Linked DNA regions of Homo sapiens: region 1 is linked to region 2. A link is a contact called in ENCODE Hi-C data. All regions are on one chromosome and are shown on one strand. The core of a region is the stretch at or near the end of the contact, and the rest is flanking DNA. Distances in the headings are between cores, read along the strand shown.

What was found. Hi-C counts contacts between places; a loop is a spot of excess contacts on that map. Pooled maps may share reads with other maps.
Region 1: a loop to region 2 is called in a map of PC-3, with 7 times the contacts of the local background. The contact joins two enhancer-like sites. A Hi-C loop is called at or near these places in 4 of 168 maps with a recorded cell type or tissue (Calu3, MCF 10A, PC-3 and 1 more) and 2 of 50 pooled maps.

The regions. Positions count from the first base shown.
Region 1 is chr7:46,782,651-46,787,711 of GRCh38, forward strand. It overlaps the pseudogene EPS15P1. Among named protein-coding and RNA genes, the nearest start is that of SNORD151, 680 kb to the right of the region's middle. Within about 2 kb of position 3,586, at least 2 of the 41 ENCODE cell types and tissues checked have a DNase peak (open chromatin) inside an H3K27ac peak, as active enhancers do; they include PC-3 and PC-9, where a contact is called at or near this core.
Region 2 is chr7:46,751,315-46,756,228 of GRCh38, forward strand. No RefSeq gene overlaps it. Among named protein-coding and RNA genes, the nearest start is that of SNORD151, 710 kb to the right of the region's middle. Within about 2 kb of position 1,642, at least 8 of the 41 ENCODE cell types and tissues checked have a DNase peak (open chromatin) inside an H3K27ac peak, as active enhancers do; they include PC-3 and PC-9, where a contact is called at or near this core.

The DNA of each region.
Region 1 (5,061 bases), core at 2,336-4,835, 33 kb after region 2:
AGATACCTCTCAATGTGTTTGCTAATTAATAAAAATCAGTTTCTTACAACTAATGTTTGTAAGAAAATGTTCATTTTAAGTGCTAAATAGTGAAGAAAATTTATCACCTAAAATACACCCATCAATATAAGGCAAGAAAAAATCTTAACATGCAGCCATTCGCTTTTGCCATGCCCTGTCCTGTTTACTTCTTAAGAGGTTTATTTTTGTACTTTTGCAGAATAAACTTTAGTAATCTAGAACTGGAAGGTACTATATATGTATGTGTGTGTATATATATATATAAAAGAAAAACATATATATATTTCAATTACTTGAAATGTAAAAACTTACCGAATACAAATGGAAAAAGTGATGTGTATTATATCATATTGCTTTTTGTCCATCTTTGTGATTTATTTACTCACTTCATGTTTTTCATTTACAAAATTGTCAAGTTAGCCAAAATAATTCTTGTTTTCTTAATTGGGAGAGAAGAGACCTGACAGATTATCTATACTCTTCATATGTTAAAAGACCATTTCCTGTAAAACTGACCTAGTGCACAAACTGAATTTGAAATAGACTGTGAAGTAAACTATAACTTGTCCTTTTAATTTTGTTTAACATGGTTACTGACTTACATGATGTACTGAATATCAAGATAAAGAAAAATGTGTCTAAAAGCTAATTAGAATTCTCTGGGTCACCAAGTCAAGGTGCTATTGATCTGGGTTAATCTGAGTAACTTATTGTCTAGCCTATAAATAAGTTCCAAAATATCGAATTCAAAAAAAAAAAAAAAAAAAAAAAAGAAGATCTCCCAATCACCACTATTGGGTCCTGGAAGAAATCTTCTGTTATAAGGTTTTGAGAGGTCTTAAAAACAACTTATAAATAGTATGTGATTATAGATGTACAAATATAGACGTGCGTGATAAATCTAGGTCCATGAAAACAAGTGAGGGCCGGGCGTGATGGCTCATGCCTGTAATCCCAGCACTTTGGGAGGCTGAGGGGGGCGGATTACCTGAGGTCAGTTCAAGACCAGCCTGGCCAACGTGGTGAAACCTCATCTCTACTAAAAATCCACAAAATTAGTGGGTGTGGTGGCACATGCCTGTAGTCCCAGCTACTCAGGAAACTGAGAAAGGAGAATCACTTGAACCTGGAAGGTGGAGGTTGCAGTGAGCCAAGATCACGCCACTGTACTCCAGCCTGGGCGACAGAGTAAGACTCCATCTCTAGGGGGGAAAAAAAGGCAAGATTCTGGGTCAGATTACCAGATACCAATTTTTAATCATTAGTTGTTTTACTTGAGAGGATTTTTAGAAAAACAACTTAGCCTTACATTCCTGGTATGTCAAGGAAAAAAGCAAACAAAATACATAAAATAAAAATAAATTATGAATAAATGAATGTAGAAGGGAATGAGTTTTGAAAAAATTTGCGCTGTGGATTTGCAACATCCCCCCATTGCCTTTAACTTTTTATCCACATTTTGTCTGAGACGCACACTGAAAAACATCAATATTGAAAGATTCTAGCAGAGATTCTATAAGCTTCATATTGCTATATCCGCTCCTGTTAAGCCCACCATTTTGAACTAAGCATGACCATAATATTAGCATGTAATATTATAGAATATATGCGTGACATTTCCATTCTGAAGCAGTTTCACTTGTTCTGCCAAATTACTTATAAGAATCCTAATGATAAGCAGAAATGATAGCAAAAGGAATTTAAAGCAGTAGGATTATCTATCATAATGTTTTGTATAGACAGAGATTTTCAGTGCAATTGAGTAAATTAGTAGAAATGCAATTACCATGTCATATTTAACTCTGTGCTTTAGTTTTGTAAGAAACTACCAAACTCTCTACCAAAGTGGTTGCACCATTTCACATTTCATCTGCCAACGGATGAGAGTTTCTGTTGCTCCTTGTTAATTTAGTTTACACTGAAATTACCCAGCCTTTTAATTACTCACTATTTGTATAAGATTCGTTCTAAATAAACCTTAATTCTTTTCTGAAATATTAGAAAGGCTAATTTGTGTGACTTGCAGAGATATCCAGAAATACACATTTAAAGAATGCAAGTCCCTTTGCTCAGATGCCAAACTCAGCACCCTGACTTTCTATTGGCAGCTTGGTACTTCCATAGACAAACACACTCAGAAAGGTGCTTTCTACAAAGAAAGAGCATTGGTTCCCACAGCAAGAAGGTTGCTCCTTAACCATGAATTGGCATGTAGATGTGTGAATCAGATCCTGTAAACTTTGTTACTGTGAGTCACTCACCCAGAGCTGGTTAGTTGTAAATCAACTTCAACTTTGATTTCCTGAACTTCAACACCTGAAGTCCAGAGTCAAGACAGATGGTCATTTTCCAGCATGGGGAGTGAGCTGGACCAAATATTTCTGTTTTACCAATTGTCACAGATAAAGCCTGTGTTATGATTCTCATACGTGATATAAGAGCAGGTATTTAGAATAATTTGGAATATGTATAATCAACTGACCTTGGAAAGGAAATACAGTATGTTTAAAACATAAACTTTGAAGTTGGAACTAAATTTAAATTTTGGGTCCTTCATTTATTGGCTGTATAACCTTGGCAAAGCTCATAACTTCTACAGTCCTTGGTTTTCTCGTAAAAAGGATGTGTGTGTATATATATTCACACATATATACACACACGTATCTCATTAGGATGTTGCAGGAATAAAGTGAAAAATTACTTGGTAAATTATAAAGCACTGTGTATAAGGCACCGTGTGGATATTGGTCACTATTCAGTAGTAGTTAAACTGAGAATTACAAGATTGTGGAACAATTTCATTATACCTGGAATTCCATAGATATCCTAGGAGCCTCAAAACAGGCTGGCCTGATTTTGAAGAATTGTAAAAGAGAAGTCAGTTTCTCTTTAAGGCAATTTCACCCAATGCACATGCACATAACTGGAAAAAATAAAATGACAAATAAGTATACAGGATTCCACCATAAGCATATGTCTCATTGGTATGAAGTTATGTTGACTAATCTTAAATTATTTTTATTGGCTATTTGGTTTTAATTATGTTATGTTATATTCACTGGATAATATATATGTTAATATATTATATATCTTAATTAGGTTATGTTATATTCACTGGATAATAGGTTCTATTAAGTCAAGGTCCCAACCTAATAAATTCTCTTTCTGTCACATTTTAAGTTATTTCATTAGTGTACTCAAAGAGAAATTATCAAGTACATTTACTATTTTTGATAATAAATACAATAATAATAAACAAATATTAGCTTACCCTCGTTTGATTATTTTCACAAGGTAGGCACTGTGCGGGGGCACTTCCTAAATATTTCTCCATTTTAGTTTCATATCCAACTGCAATGCAGTTTTTACTTCAAGATTGCAGATGAGGAAAAGGAGTATCTGAAAGCGTAGAGGAGTCTCTATGGCAATATACAAATGCCAGTTTAGTATGTTTTTACCTCTCTTCAGAGAAAAAAATGGTCGTTTAGTTAGTCATGTTTACCTTTGAAAACTATGTTCTCAATAACCCAGCATCAGAAGCTTTACAAGGAGGTAGTACCAGGAAAGAGCATGCTTGACTTAGCTCTGTGGTTAACAGTAGACGTTGAACTATCCAAGGCTGTGAAATAAGCAGTTACGTGACACACAGTTCCTTGAATTGTAACTTAATACCCAGCTTTCTCATGTCCTTAGGCAAATATTAAAAATTCAATTGCTCACAGCTCTCAGTAATGCATTTCTCCACAGGCGGAAAGGAGATGAAAGAAGAGGGAAAGCTGGCCTTTGTAGTGAAAGCAGGTTCAAATTTGTTCAAATTAGCCAGCCAGCCAATCATCAAAGAGAGTTTTAGTCCATGGAGTTGCAGTACCACTAGCAGCCTTCTGAAGGGAATGAAAACCCGTAATAGCGTTTCCGGTCTGCCCTTATCTTATATACTTGCATTAAGGTATTATTTGTGAAAATGAGAGATGGAATAAAATTCATAAACAAATAGAAAACTCACCGCAAGTAGGATACCTTTTAAAGTTATCCAGTATTCTTCCTGAGTCTGCCAGTCTCCAGGGCCTCAGCCTGTGGACTTTTGCATGGCTGTGGTTGCTAGGGCAATATGCATGATTCCCACCAGAGTGCAAATCAGGCGAGAGCCTTCCAGCCTTGGTTTTTTCAAAGAATACATTTCATATCAATATAAGGACTAAAGATACAATTACTGCAGGGAAATCATTGCCTTAAAGAGATGTCAGAGACCAACTAAAAAATTTTGTTGCAGAGACAGAAGGAAATTATTGGAATCATCTACTTAGCAACAATTATTAAAAGGAAGATGAGGTATAACAGAGCTATCTAAGAAGAACAAAATATAAAATAGGCTAGTAAAGATAAGACAGGAATTTAAGAAAATTCAGATGGAGATATCAGACAGAGGGAAAACTCTCCATACTCTGGTAGAGCACACTGGTGCCGTAGTGGTCTTGGTGAAGTAGTTTCATCAGCCAGTATGCAGATCCTAAAAGAAAGCTGCAGGTGCTTAAGTCACCTCTGTCCCTGACAGGGTGATTCAGCAAAGGATAGTCATGCATGCTTTTCTTCAGTTTCCTCACTTGCAAAATAAGACAAAATATGACTTGTCTCATAGGTAAATGATGAGGAGTATAAATACTTTTTTAAAAAAAAATAGATGCTTCAAGTGCTTAGCCCCGTGTCTGGTCGATCATAAATTCACAACGACAAATCTTAGCTACCATTGTCAATACAGAAGAGACCTCTCCAACAATGCAAAAGTCAAAAGCATGAAATTGATGAGAATGATGTAGAAAATAAAAATGCAATCTAAAGATAATTGGAATCTCTGTGGGAGAAAAAAAAAACAGAGCCAAAGGAGCCCAAAAATGTATTTACATCATAGACAAAAGAGAAGAACATCTTTCCAGAGCAAAATAAAAATGACTCTTTCAGTACAAACTATACCATATTGCAACTATATTAGGAAAGTAATTCCTAGCTAAGCATTTTGTGCATTTTTAAGAACATTTTTGAAGA
Region 2 (4,914 bases), core at 392-2,891:
AAAAGAGAACAGTAATTTCCTTTACATGTCTATTTGGAAATCATTGAGTATTTATAATATATGAGAAAGAGGTTGGAATACACTCAAGAGTACATTAAAAAATATAAAACCTGATTCTTTTTTGCAAAGGATTTACAACCCCAATAATTAACCATGATGCATTGCATGTAAAATGCCAAAAAAGTGATACAAAATATTCTACAAAGGAGGAAGACGTGTTGAAATTTGTTAAGCATCTGTTAGAGCTGTCACTTAGTATGAGCAAGTTAATTTAATCTTTACGCAACCTTAGATTATAGGTGTAATGAATATTATTTTGCAGATTAGGTAATCATGTCCCAGAAATGTCAAGTAAGTTACCAATGTCACTCAGCTAGCCCGTGGAAGAGGTAGGCTTCCCACTCTCCCTAGAGCAATTGCTCTTTCTCTTGGAAAGAAAAGTCTCCTGCATCTAAGTCAAAGCACGGGAGTTAATCATGCAGCTGATTTTAGAATCACAGGCTCCCTAAGTCAGTGTGGGTCATCTGCTTAAGACCCTGGTCATCTAACAGAGAGACATCCACGCAGGAGTGAAGGCCATGGCCTACAGTAGATTTTGTAATGAGAAGTCACTCAAGCCTGAATGATGACAGAAATCACAGAGAGGAAATGGAATACACTGTTGAGATGCTAAGTCCCAAAGAGGTCAGTCATGCCTGGTGAAGTAAGTTTTGAGAGTGAATTGGTATGTGGGAAACATGTGGTGAAGACAAGGGGTTGAAAGCTGAGGCTTGAGTAAGGCCAAATGGATTCAGTGCTGAAGGCCCACATTTTGATTATGTTGGCTGTACAGCACCATGACTCAGTTATCTGTTTTTTTTTTTTTTAGATGGAGTCTCACTCTGTCGCCAGGCTGGAGGGCAGTGGCACGAGCTCAGCTCACTGCAACCTCCGCCTCCGGGTTCAAGCGATTCTCCTGTCTCAGCATCCTGAGTAGCTGGGACTACAGGCATGTGCCACCACGCCCAGCTAATTTTTGTGTTTTTAGTAGAGATGGGGGTTTCATCATGTTGGTCAGGATGGTCTCGATCTCTTGACCTCGTGATCCGCCTGCCTCGGCCTCCCCAAAGTGCTGGGATTACAGGTGTGAGCCACTGTGCCCAGCTGACTCAGTTATCTTTTTAAAGCACCTCTGCATGCTGGATCAACCTGTGAGATGCATCTGCAGAACATCTTGAACGTGCCTGACTCAGAGTCTCTTGGAAGATGTCCAATGCTGAAACCTTGCTTGATCCAAGGCAGCATGGTTCATATTCTTATATAGTATAATTATAATGATTATATTTTAAATTAAATTCATTTGGGATAAAAAAGGTAAACTAAAAGATATGTGTTGGGAGGTAATAAATCTCCAAATACATTGTTGTCCCTAGATTCAGTATTGAATAACTTTGATTTTATATGCTTTTAAAATGTACTGAAACCTCTTAATAATTGCTGGTTTTTCCAACGAGAGGCTTGATGTCAAAAATAAGCCGGGAATACCTAGTGTTCCAGCTCCATATTCTACCCTGCACATAAAAATAGGCTTTTGAAGTCCAGCAGAGCCAGGTAAAGGGAAAAGATGTTGCAAATAGACTCTCAAGTCATCTACTCTGACTCCACCAAAACCCACAAGTGAAGCAATGATTTATGATCTGACTCACAATTGAAGAGTCTGCACAGAAAGAAAAAAAAAACAAAAACAAATTAATAACCATAAAGAGGAAGTGCATATTTCCTACACTTCATTATTTTTTCTTTTTATCTACCATCCCATCAAGCCTGGCAGTGATCGAGCAGGGTGAAATCATTGTTTCTTTTTTATAAATCAACATGGGTAATGTTTGAGTGCAGAAAGATCTGGTATTTCACTATTTATGGGTGCATAGCTCTGTCTGTACTCACAGTTCCAACAGCACGTTCACTTACTTTTAACTTCTGACTCAAAGTAACCCTGCAGAATCTGTATTCTTATCCCACTTTGCAAATTAGGAAAATGAGCCTCACATTGGTTTACACACACGTGACAATGAAACAATTATTGCTTGGGTGAGAAGGGCAGTGAATGCTATAATACGATAGTTTCCAAAAATTTCCAAGTTGGAAGCTTCTGGGATAGGCAAACGAGACAAAGTAAATACATTTTCTTGTAGTTAGGATATAAGGTTCTGAAATCAGACAGTCTGGATTCAAAACCCAGTGCTGCTGCCTTACCCATTTTCTCTAAGTTCCAGTTTCTTCACCTGAAAAATAGGAATTGCGTAGTACCTTTAAAAATGTAGATATAATAATATGGCAAAATAATGGAAAGAATTATGTGAGGATAAAGCACAGGTGATAAAAAATTATTAAAGGAAATTTTACCTAGTATTTGATATTCTTTACACAGTTTAGTGATACAGAAATTATTTATTATTTCTCTTGTCAAGAGTGGGATTATAGATCAACAACTGGGAACACTAACTGTCCAGCAGAAGATGAAAAGTCAGAGTCCCTTGGGAGCCCTGACGCTACCAGAACTAACAGAGACAGGAGTGCTGATCAGATGTCAGAGACAGGAGTGCTGATCAGATGTCAGAATCTGGCCAGTGTAGTGAAACCATAAAAGATGCAGACATTTCCAAACACAAGCTGACACTGGGACCGAGAACCACCTCTTTCCTACAGCACCCAACCACTCTCCCAAGTCTGGGCATCAGACATTGCCATGGCTGGCTTCCCACCCAATCTTTAAGGTGCATTTCCATCTCTTCAGTTCAAATTAGCAGGAAATTCAAGAAGATGCTTGCAAGTCAAGGCAATGGATCCTTGGGGCAATGGGGACAGAGGAAGGGACTTGCATACGAGAGGCTAAACTGGGCTAAAAAGAAGAGTTCAAGAAGTGGATAGAGAGAATTTGGAAGTGGAGAAAAGAAGAGGTGACATGAGCAAAGGTACACAAGGCAGACTTTGACACCATGGTGCTGGCCTCACCGGGCCTCTATGGTGGTGTCCCCTCATAGGACTCAGGCAGGAAACATGACAGTGTAGGGAGAAAGACACAACAAACCCTTTTGTCTCCCCTCCTGCCTCTTGGGTTTCTCAGTGAAGATTCTGTTGGCAAGATAAAAAGGAATTACAACAATCAATCTTCTTTTGGTGTTTGTTTTTCTTCTCTCTCCTTTTGGGAGCATTGCTTTGTGTCTGGCTGTGAGTTCAGTCCACAGACACAGTAGGATTTTGAGTCATTCCCCTCAGGCTTTCATTCTGGCACTGGTAAATGCTACTCATGAGACAGTGGACCTTGCTTTTATCACCTTTAAAGGGAAATAACAATACATATCTCTTTCTGGGTTACTGGGAGGGATAAACTCTTGTGGAACACATTACTCAGATTGTGCTTCATAAAAGACACTTTCTAATCCTTGACATAGCTTGAGCCATAATCAAACATAGCACGGAATGGCAAATAGAGGCTCAATAAACATTTATTGGAGAAGAAAAGAAACATGAATAAACCAAATGAATAAAGTACATCAATTTGGGCTTAAATAGAGACACATCCTAAAGATAAGACTGTAAGGCAAGGATATAGGCCATGGATAAGACAAATGCCAAGCCCCTGTTTTCACTGGTAAACCAAGGCCAGCTGAAAGGACAGGACTACACAAAACACACAAGGCAAAATCCCTATGTCCCCACCACCCTGTCCTCAGTAAAGAAAGTTTCTTGGAAACATCTGAAATCTATGCGGAGCCACGGAAGAAACATAGCAAAAAAGAAAGAAATTACACTTGAGAAGGCTTTATCTAGTTAAATAAAATTACACTAAAATTTAAAAATAAATAAATAAATAAAGGATTCAAAACTCAAATTTAGAAGAAGGCTAGATTGTTGTTGTGTTGTTGTTGCTTTTTCTTCATCCAGAAGACAGAACCAGAGTCGCTGGATGGGATGACTTCATGCGCAAGACAGGAAGGAAGTGGGTCCCACAGACTCATGCCAAGAGTCTCGCAACCCCCTTAAGGGCAAACATTCCCAGCACACCAATCCTGTCACAGCCAGGCCAGCCAACCCTCATACTGAATCCCTCACCTTGAGAAAGTCTACTGTTTTGATGTAATCATCAAAGGCTAATGGAAAAGAATAATATTATTTCATAGTTTAAGAGTAAAGAAAGAGACATCTGGAATTAACTTTGAATGAGAAAGATACTTATCTCATAGGCTACATGGAGAAAAAAAGGGAGTAAAGCCCCCTGGGCAGTATTCAACATTGAGGACAGAACACTGAAAACATACATTATTTTAATCACTGAGGTGCAAAAAGAAAAAAAAAGAAAAAATGTGTTCTCTAAAAATCAGGCCTTTTTATCCACCACCGTTTCTGATTTGCATTGACCTATTTCCTTTTTAGAGGAAAATGGGCTGAAAAAAAATTTTAAAATAAGCTTTAGAACCAGACAAACACAGGTCAGATTCTGAGTTTTCACTGAAATAAGCTGGATGGTATCAGGCAAAGTGGTTCTAATTGTGGCCTTGAGTGTAAGATTGCCAGATAAAATACAGGGCACCCAGATCTCAGACAAGCAACAAATAATGTTTTAGTATAAGGATGTCCCCATTCTTATATAAGAATTATTTATTGTTTACCTAAAATTCAAATTTAACCAGGCAGTCTCTATTTTTATTTGTACATCTAGTGACACTCATCTTCGACAGTAGGAATAAAACTATTGACCTGCACTGTCATTTGGAGATTAATAGTGATAGAGATAAATCATGTAGCAGAGGGCCTGACATGTAGGAAATACTCCAAGCAGTAACCATTTAATACTTTTACTTTAATTTCATCCTGAATAAGAATCATGTGTTATAAAGCTGGATATCCCCATTTCAGTGCATGCTTTATTTG